3 separate regions of the Homo sapiens genome follow, and regions 2 and 3 are each linked to region 1. A link is a contact called in ENCODE Hi-C or POLR2A ChIA-PET data. All regions are on one chromosome and are shown on one strand. The core of a region is the stretch at or near the end of the contact, and the rest is flanking DNA. Distances in the headings are between cores, read along the strand shown.

What was found. A loop is a pair of places that touch in the nucleus more often than their neighbours do. ChIA-PET counts read pairs that join two places held with the same protein, here RNA polymerase II (POLR2A). Pooled maps may share reads with other maps.
Region 2: a loop to region 1 is called in a map of PC-3, with 4 times the contacts of the local background. The contact joins two enhancer-like sites. A Hi-C loop is called at or near these places in 5 of 168 maps with a recorded cell type or tissue (MCF 10A, PC-3, aorta and 2 more) and 6 of 50 pooled maps. POLR2A ChIA-PET finds 5 or more read pairs at or near these places in 5 of 52 experiments (AG04449, BJ, MCF 10A and 2 more).
Region 3: a loop to region 1 is called in a map with no recorded cell type, with 8 times the contacts of the local background. The contact joins two enhancer-like sites. A Hi-C loop is called at or near these places in 1 of 37 single-sample maps with no recorded cell type and 2 of 50 pooled maps. POLR2A ChIA-PET finds 5 or more read pairs at or near these places in 3 of 52 experiments (B cell, GM12878 and endothelial cell of umbilical vein).

What each region holds. Positions count from the first base shown.
Region 1 is chr1:172,975,048-172,977,926 of GRCh38, reverse strand. No RefSeq gene overlaps it. Among named protein-coding and RNA genes, the nearest start is that of TNFSF18, 74 kb to the left of the region's middle. Within about 2 kb of position 1,391, at least 8 of the 41 ENCODE cell types and tissues checked have a DNase peak (open chromatin) inside an H3K27ac peak, as active enhancers do; they include PC-3, where a contact is called at or near this core.
Region 2 is chr1:172,932,634-172,935,512 of GRCh38, reverse strand. No RefSeq gene overlaps it. Among named protein-coding and RNA genes, the nearest start is that of TNFSF18, 120 kb to the left of the region's middle. Within about 2 kb of position 1,477, at least 23 of the 41 ENCODE cell types and tissues checked have a DNase peak (open chromatin) inside an H3K27ac peak, as active enhancers do; they include PC-3, where a contact is called at or near this core.
Region 3 is chr1:173,019,015-173,021,893 of GRCh38, reverse strand. No RefSeq gene overlaps it. Among named protein-coding and RNA genes, the nearest start is that of TNFSF18, 30 kb to the left of the region's middle. Within about 2 kb of position 1,378, at least 4 of the 41 ENCODE cell types and tissues checked have a DNase peak (open chromatin) inside an H3K27ac peak, as active enhancers do.

The DNA of each region.
Region 1 (2,879 bases), core at 142-2,641:
TTCTCCTCAAACAGGCCATGAAATGGTCACCACCGACCTATGGCCAAGAAATGACTTGGGGAAGTGAGAGTTCCAGGTCAGCCTCATTGCATGGCAGTTCATATTTTACTCTTCAATGACTTTGAAAGGAACTGACTAATTTGAACCAAACGTAGCAAATTATTACCAAACCCCAGCATGCATCATCATGCTTATTTATTTTCAAAACAGAATACTTTTAATCACTGAGAGATGTTTTGGGCACATAGGACATAGTCTGGCTATGTTTACTACACAAATATTTTTAAGCCCAATTATCAATTATCAGTAAACCCAAGTATTTCCATTAATTCTGTGGGCAAAGACATTAAGGCAATATGACAAATATTTTAAGGTGAGCAAAAGTTTCACCTCCAGTTACCTGGGCAGGAAGTGTGGACAAACCAGTTTGGTTCTATTGTGCTGGTGGTTGCGAGGAAGAAATCATACCATAGCAGAGTTTCAATATGCCTTAAACATAGTATGATTCCTCACACATTTGAAAGATATTCCATTCATTTCAACAATGTTTACTGAGTTCCTATCATGTTCAAAGCCCTGAACTAGGTGGAGGTCGTGGTTTGGGGGAAGATTTACAGATGGGTAAATCATAGGCTCTACTCTTCTCATAATTAAAATTTAGAAGGAAGCATAAAAGCAGTATGTCATATAAGACAAAATATAGTCAGAAACCTAAGAACAGAAATATTTGTGTAGTGGTTTATTGGCCAAATGTCTTTTTGTACTTTAAGAAGAAGAAGGGTTGGGACAACCAACCTCGATTACCTTTGAAAAAGTTGCTCAATGGCCAAGAATCTTGGATAAACTCAGCTTATTTTGAAAATAGTCTCCAGCGCTAACAACAAAGCCTTCCCCATCACTTCATTCTGTTCTTGGTCTTCCTGATTTAGATCTCCAGTGAGATTTTAGAAATCTGCTTCTGTAAGTGGCATTAGGCCATCAGGTGCCTGACACTGCTAATACCTTTGGGAGGCCCAGGCTGCACCCTGGCTTTCCAAGAACACAGAATGCAAAATGAATACTGAATGCCATCAAACATTCTGGGTGCCCTCCACCTTGTCCTTGACCTGATGTGAGCCTGCATCTCTCACCTATCCTCTGTTTCCTTGGTCTGCCCTGGGCCAAAGCCAAGAGCTCCTTGCTTTTTTTTTTTTTTTTTTTTTTTTTTTTTTTGAGTCACTACCAAACTTGTTGACTTTGGCCTTTCCTTGTGATAATTTTCAGTTTAACTGTTTGTTCTGGCCACAGAGATTTCAGTCTAGCTTACAAACTACTTTTATTGTATAACTCAGGGTTTAGGCCAGATTGGTAGCTGGCTCCAGTTACACACCCTGGCTAATGATTCAACAGCTATTGTGTTCCTGGGAAGCTTCTGGTTAGAACTGGATGAAATGATGTGACGTCAGTGGCTGCCAAACTGCACAATTCTTTAGTTTACGTTTCAGTTTAAAGTGATTATAAAGTTATTTTGGGCACTTTTTTTGAGGGACCTTGACACTTGCCACAAAAAACAAAGCCAGATGTTTTTCAGGATTTGATTCCTCTCCACTCATCTCTGTCCCAGTCAGGAACTCAAGGACACCTGCCTTTGGAACTTAAACTTTGATGATGCAATTCATATAAAGTTCAGAATGTCCAGGTTCAAACAGGGCTACATCCATACTAGCGATTCATTAAAGATTTTGGGGGAGAATATATCTCTCCACTGCCTCTTACCATTTTTCCCTAACATTTCCTCCATTCAGTTAATCACTCAATTATTCATCAAATATTTATTGAGTGCTTGCTATGTGCCAGAGACTGTTCTGGGTACAGGGAATGTATCAGGGAATAAAAGTAGCACAAGTTCTGTTCTCATGAAGCTTATACCCCTTAAAATATACAGGGTTAAAGACAGTAAATACCTTGGCGAATTATACATTATTATAAATGGTTATAATTGATATAAAGAAAAATAAGGTAGGGAAAGGGAAAAGGAGGATGAGGCCAAAAGGAGATGTGGATTTGAATAGGGTACTTCTTTGTTAAAACACTGGGCTATTACGAAGGATTGGCAAAAAAAAATTGAGAAAGAATGGCCAGTGAGGTAGGGGGTAAACAAGAGGAGGGTGGTTTTGGTGGTCACACCACTTTGGGAAACTGTTTGACAATATCTTCTAAAGCTAAATATGACCCTGTGGCTCTACAACTGTACTCCTGGCTATGCACCCAGCAGAAACGAGTGCTTATGTGCAAAAAAAAGAAAAAAAAAAGAAAAGAAAACTGGGAAAACTAAAAACATGTACAAGAATGTTCTTAAGAGCTTATTCACAATAGCCAAAAATTAGAAACAGTCCGAATATTTATTCATGGTAGAAAGGATAGACATGCTGTGATATAATTGTACAATGGAATATAAAGTAGAAATGAAAAAGAATGAACTACTGCTACACTCAAACAACATGGATGGATCTCACAGAAGTATACTGCATGAAAAAATCTAGACACAAGAGTGTATATTGTATGAGTCCATCAATATATTTAAAAATATTTAAGTTATTTTAAATTTTAAAATTTAAAAATAGACAAAACTAATCTGTGGTGATAAAGTAGAAAATAGACATTACCTTTGGGGAGACAGAGACTGAGAAGGGGCATAAGGGAGCCTGTCAAGGACTGGTGTTATTCTTATCTTGATCAGAGTAGTGCTAAAGTGCTATATATTTAAGATCTGTGCATGTCACTGTGTACAAGTCATACATATATATATATACTATGAAATACTATGCAGCCATAAAAAGGAATGAGATCATGTCCTTTGCAGGTACATAGATGAAGCTGGAAGCCATCACCTTCAGCAA
Region 2 (2,879 bases), core at 228-2,727, 42 kb after region 1:
TTCACTAAAAATGTGCACACACTCATAGCAGCATTACCCAGAATAGCCAAAAAGTAGAAACAACTCAAGTGTCCATCAGCTGGTTAATGGATAAATAAAAATGTGGTATATCTATACAATGGAATATAACTTACTCTCAGAAAAGGAATGAAGTACTAACACAGGTTGCAACATGAATGATCCTTGAGAACATTATGCTAAGTGAAAGCAACCAGTCACAAAAGCACACATATTTATACAGCATTTCCATGATACTATTTATACAGCATTTTCGTAATAGGCAAATCATGGAGACAGGAAGTAAATTAGTGGTTGCTAGAGGTTGGAGGGGAGAATAGGAAATGGATTATTCAAGCATAGATTTCTTTTGAGAGTGATGAAAATATTCTGGAATTAGATAGTGATATCTGCAGTTATGTGAATATACTGAAAACTGTTGAACTGTACATTTTAAAATAGTGATTTTTATGGTATGTGAATCTCATTTAAAAAATCAAGAGCAGTGTAAATTATCCATTCTTTCCATGATAGAGCAGGACAAATGATGAATGTATATGTTGGCCAGTGGCATAAGTGCAATTTGAAGCTTCATAGCATGGTAATTTGTGGCTTACAGAATGCTCACATTCTTCAGTACCTTAAAATTGTTGATCCTAATGTGCTCCTCTTCTCTTTTCTTCTCATCCCCACTTTTATCCTCTACCATACATACAAGTCATTTCTAGTGTAAATTTTAGCTGTACATTTCCATGTTGCAGACATTACAATTTTCAACATGTTCAATGACTAGGCCCAGAAGAGGATGTCATCCAAGGCAATGTTTTCCAAAGTGGATCAAAATTACTGAGGAAGGGAGTCTTTTAAAAAATCAGCTTCCAGGACTATGCATAGAAGCAAGGAATTTACCTTGATCACGAGCATCGCAGGAGATGGATGCATAGGCACATCCACGTTTGGGAATCTGCTTCTAGAAATTGAGCAAGACTTAATGCGGGTTCTTTGCCTGTTCACTCAGTGATGACAATTATGGTTAAATAAACTTTCCTAGGCCTCTGAACTTATCATTGACTCTGTCTCCTTTGTAACTCTGCTCTCCTCTTCCCAGATGACTGGCCATCTGGATGCTGTAGTGTCAGGGGAAGTACACAAAGCAGCCTTCCCCATTCCGTGTGAGAAGACTGACATTCTCTGCACTTAAAGGCAAAGATGCTTGCATCAAATTTACCGAATAAGGCACAGACTCACTTCAGGACCCTGTGTCCCATTGTTCCTTCTATATTTGGAAGACTAAACTAAGAGAGTTCTGATAATGGACCAAGGGATACACCATCTATGACGTTATTATTAACACAAATGGGTTAAATAAGAGGAAAAATAATTTATCATCTGTGTCCCTCGCAGGCAAACAGGAAATCCTTCTGATAGTTATCTGGCCAGCATGACTCAGCATGGCTGTGACTCATCTTCCATTCCCTGGTGTATTTCTAATGTGTACCCATAGTGTGAGTCCATGGAGGCTGCCAGGTTTTTGTAATCCCTCTTCTACCCCTACCCTCAACCTCCCAGGCAGCCTGAGATCTGACAAAGAGAAGTTAAAAAACGCAAATATTCCAAATCAGTGACTGGAAAAAGTGATATCACAAGCGAAACAAGAATCCAGTCCATAGGCCAAGACTGCTATCTCTCTCTCTTTTTTTTTTTTTTTTTTGAGATAGAGTCTCGCTCTGTTGCCCAGGCTGGAATGCAGTGGCGCGATATTGGCTGACTGCAAGCTCCGCCTCCCGGGTTCACGCCATTCTCCTGAGTAGAGTAGCTGGGACTACAGGCGACCGCCACCACACCCAGCTAATTTTTTTGTATTTTTTTTAGTAGAGACGGGGTTTCACCGTGTTGGCCTGGATGGTCTCGAGCTCCTGACCTAGCTACCTGCCTGCCTCAGCCTCCCAAAGTGCTGGGATTACAGGGGTGAGCCACCACGCCCGGCCCAAGTCTGCTATCTCTATTCCAACAAGGTAAGAACCAATCTCCAAAACAGGCCTCTAAATGAAACTGATTTTTTCTTCTTAAGCAACCTACATCAAGACCAAAACCTAATTAATGACTTCTTAAATTCTATTTTTTTAATATATAAATCCCCCCAAACATTTAAAAATACCTTACTTTCTAGAGCCACTATCTAGGAGCCACTTCTGCTCTGGCTGTCCAGTTTCACCTGAGTTTCTCTTCCTGGCTGTGTTTTTCTGTTCTTAGGCTGGTGATGAATACCAACAGTAACCCTGAGAAGTTCACCTTTGTCCCTTCCACTCAGCCCACTGTGTGCCATACTGGGAACTGAAGAACTAGCCTCAGGGTAAAGAAAGCTAGTGATTGCAATCAAAATGAAGCAGAACATCACATAAGATTTGATTCCATGGGATTATCCCAGAACCCCACGTTCCTAGACCTGATACCATCTTCAAGCAGAAGGTGGAATTGACTTTCCCTATATTCCAACTTTTCAGCTGTAATTCCTCCTTTTGGCATGTGCCCCATTTAAGATGCCTTTGATGTTCAAGTTAACTTGGTTTTATATTTAGTAAGCATTGTACAAGTATAGCAAGCAGGAGTGTACTTTGATCATGACTGCCCATTTCTCACTGTCACTCCATTTCTGTAGATCAGTGATTTTCAAAGCATAGTTCTCAGACCTGTGACAACATCAGCACCTTGGAATATGTAGAAATGCAGATTCTTAGGCCCCACCTCACAAAACTCTGGGATGGAGTCTAGCAATCTGTGTTTTAATAAGTTTTTCAGGTCATTCTAATACATGCTAAAGCTTGAGAGCCCCTGCTCTGGTATCCATGAGATAGCAGTTTATGCCTTCTATTGTGAAGCTC
Region 3 (2,879 bases), core at 129-2,628, 44 kb before region 1:
ATCTAATCTCCTACTGATTCTGTTTCTCTGGATAATCTTGACTAATACATACAGGAAGAAACTCCATTGAACTGTTTCTGATGCATAAGGCCCATGTACATTTTTGTCCTTGGATTATGCAAGAATTATTGTACCTTTATGACAGATCGTTTTTTCCACTCATTTAGCTTAAGTTGGTTTCTATTAATTGTAATCAGAATCTTAACCAGTATAGTGATTGATTGAAAGTGAGGGATAAAGAAGAGGAAGAACCTTCTTAGACATATTGAGGAAGATGGTGATGTTTTTATGGTGGGGAATATGCAAGGAGGAATTGGAGAAAATTTAGTGTGGATGAGATAATGTGTTTAGGTTTATAAAGGTATAGTTTCAGATGTTTGCAGAATATCCAAGTGGGCTTTACCAGTATGCAGCTGGAACTCAGGAGGAGTTGCATGAGATGGGATGAATATTTAAAAGTCAACAGCCTTCTGGGTGAAGTCACTGACAAGGATAAAATCGCTATAGAGAGTGGGTAAAGTGAAAATGGGGCAAATGACTGAGACGTGGGGATCACCAACATTTGAAGACAGGCAAAGGAAGGAAATCCTGTAAAGGAGCAACCAGGGACAAATGACATTAACTGGAAGAAAATAATAGGTCCACAGAAACAGACAGTGAGAGATTAAGAATAAAGGAGTGGTCAACAATGTTAGAGGCTCCAAGAAGTCAAATACTAAGAGGATTGAACATTGCTAATTGGATTTTGCTGGTAGATAATTTTTGACAACATAAACAAGATCATTTTCTGTGACATCTGGGGGCATAATCCAGATATCAATGATTAAAGAACAAATGGGAAGTATAATTACTAGATAAGGAGAAATGGAAGATGAGACAAAAAAATTACACTACTCTTTGTAGAAACTTGGTTGTAGGAAAAAAAAAAAGAATTGTGGAGTGGTAGAGAGCAGGTAACCTCAGGGGTAAGGGAGAAAAAAGGCATATGCCTGGAAAGCCAGGTATTAATGTTTGGTCAGGGCATCCTCTTCCCAGCAGAGTGCTGGAGACACACAGTGTGATCCATGTCCTTGTGCAACAAAATGAGCTGGACAAATCTAATTACTTTTCTTGGTAATTTGATCTAGAACTTAGGAAAAAAACGTACCATTTTCCAGTGAAGAAGAAGTGAAATGATGCCATGGAATTGTTGATAGGCTGGAAAAATAAAGCTGATGTGAGGGGAAAGCAAGGGCTGTCATATGAATAGGAGAGAGAGAGAGGAAGAGACCACGTAGCTTTTCGAAAGAAAAAGTTTAAAACAGTCAACGCTCGGGGCTGCTTTAGTTTCTGACATAATTTCAGTTCCTGTTTCAGGCCTTGTAAATCCTTTTAACAAACCACCCTTTTTCCTTGATTTAGTATAAATGGGTCATTTTTCTTTCAATAAAATGAGCTACTTAACTATTTTTAATTCTATAACTTGTCTTTTTAAGACATTTAAAACAATCTGTTATTTTCTAGGCTATATCACCTCTGGGGAGGCAATTGTGTGCTGTCGTTAGGAGAATGGGCTTAGATGTAGACAGGCTTGTTTAAATCTTGACTCTGCTATTTATATTTTGTGTGAGCTTGAGCAATTTGTGTGCCTTCTCTGGGGATAGGTGTTCTTATGTGTCAAGGGAGGATAATTAATTCTACTGTACAGAGTAGTTTAAGGATTAAAGTAAAATAATACACAGAAAAAACTTAGTTCAGTGTTTGGCACATAGAAAGAGCTCAATAGGGCCGGGTGCGGTGGCTCACCCCTGTAATCCCAGCACTTTGGGAGGCCGAGGCAGGTGGATCACCAGGTCAGGAAATTGAGACCATCTTGGCTAACACGGTGAAATCCCGTCTCTACTAAAAATACAAAAAAACAAAATTAGCCAGGCGTGGTGGCGGGCACCTGTAGTCCCAGCTACTTGGGAGGCTGAGGCAGGAGAATGGCATGAATCCAGGAGGCGGAGCTTGCAGTGAGCCGAGATCACACCACTGCACTCCAGCCTGGGCAACAGAGCGAGACTCTGTCTCAAAAAAAAAAAAAAAATGCTTGATAGATGCTGATTTTCAAAATATTTTTATCAGTTTACAACTAGCTATTTTAGGTAGCTTTTTCTCTGTTTATCTTAAATTTGTTTCTTTTTTAGCTTCAATGAGTTCCTTCTAGCAACCAAGTATATAATTAGTTTCTTCACGCTCTATGAATTTGCATCTTGTATGTTTGCATGGTGCTTGAAAAGATAAATGTTGAAAAGCTTGAATCTCTATGACTTGTTCTATTAATAGTTGCCTTTTATTATATTGTCTCTAGAAATACAGAATTGGAGGTTATATTTTACTTAAACTACAAAAATAATGATGAAACATTTGGATGTATTTTATATAAAGAAAATATGGAATTATTCATTCATTCATGAATTTTTTTCACTGCACATATATTTATTAAGGTTTTTCTATGTACAAAGCACAGGTAGGCACCAAAGATGATGTGAAGATTTCTAAGATATTGTGACTTCCTCAAGAAGCTACATCTGCTAGGATAGACAGACTGATTCAAATCAGAACTATGGAGTTGAAAATATTTTAAATAAAGAAAATTAATCCCTAATCTCTCATTTACAAATGGGGAAGCTGAGACACAGTGAGGTTAAGGGAATGCAGGAATTGGAATCTGGATTGCTCAAATCCTTGCCCAGTTCTTTTCCCACTAGCTCATCCAATACTGTAAAGAAAGAAGCAAGTGCGATGATAAGCAGAGGACTATAGTAAAGAAATATAACAAACTCTAGCTAAATGGGAGAAAGAGGAGGCATTTTAGTCTTTGTGTGATAAAAGAGTAGCAGGTGAGGATGCAATAT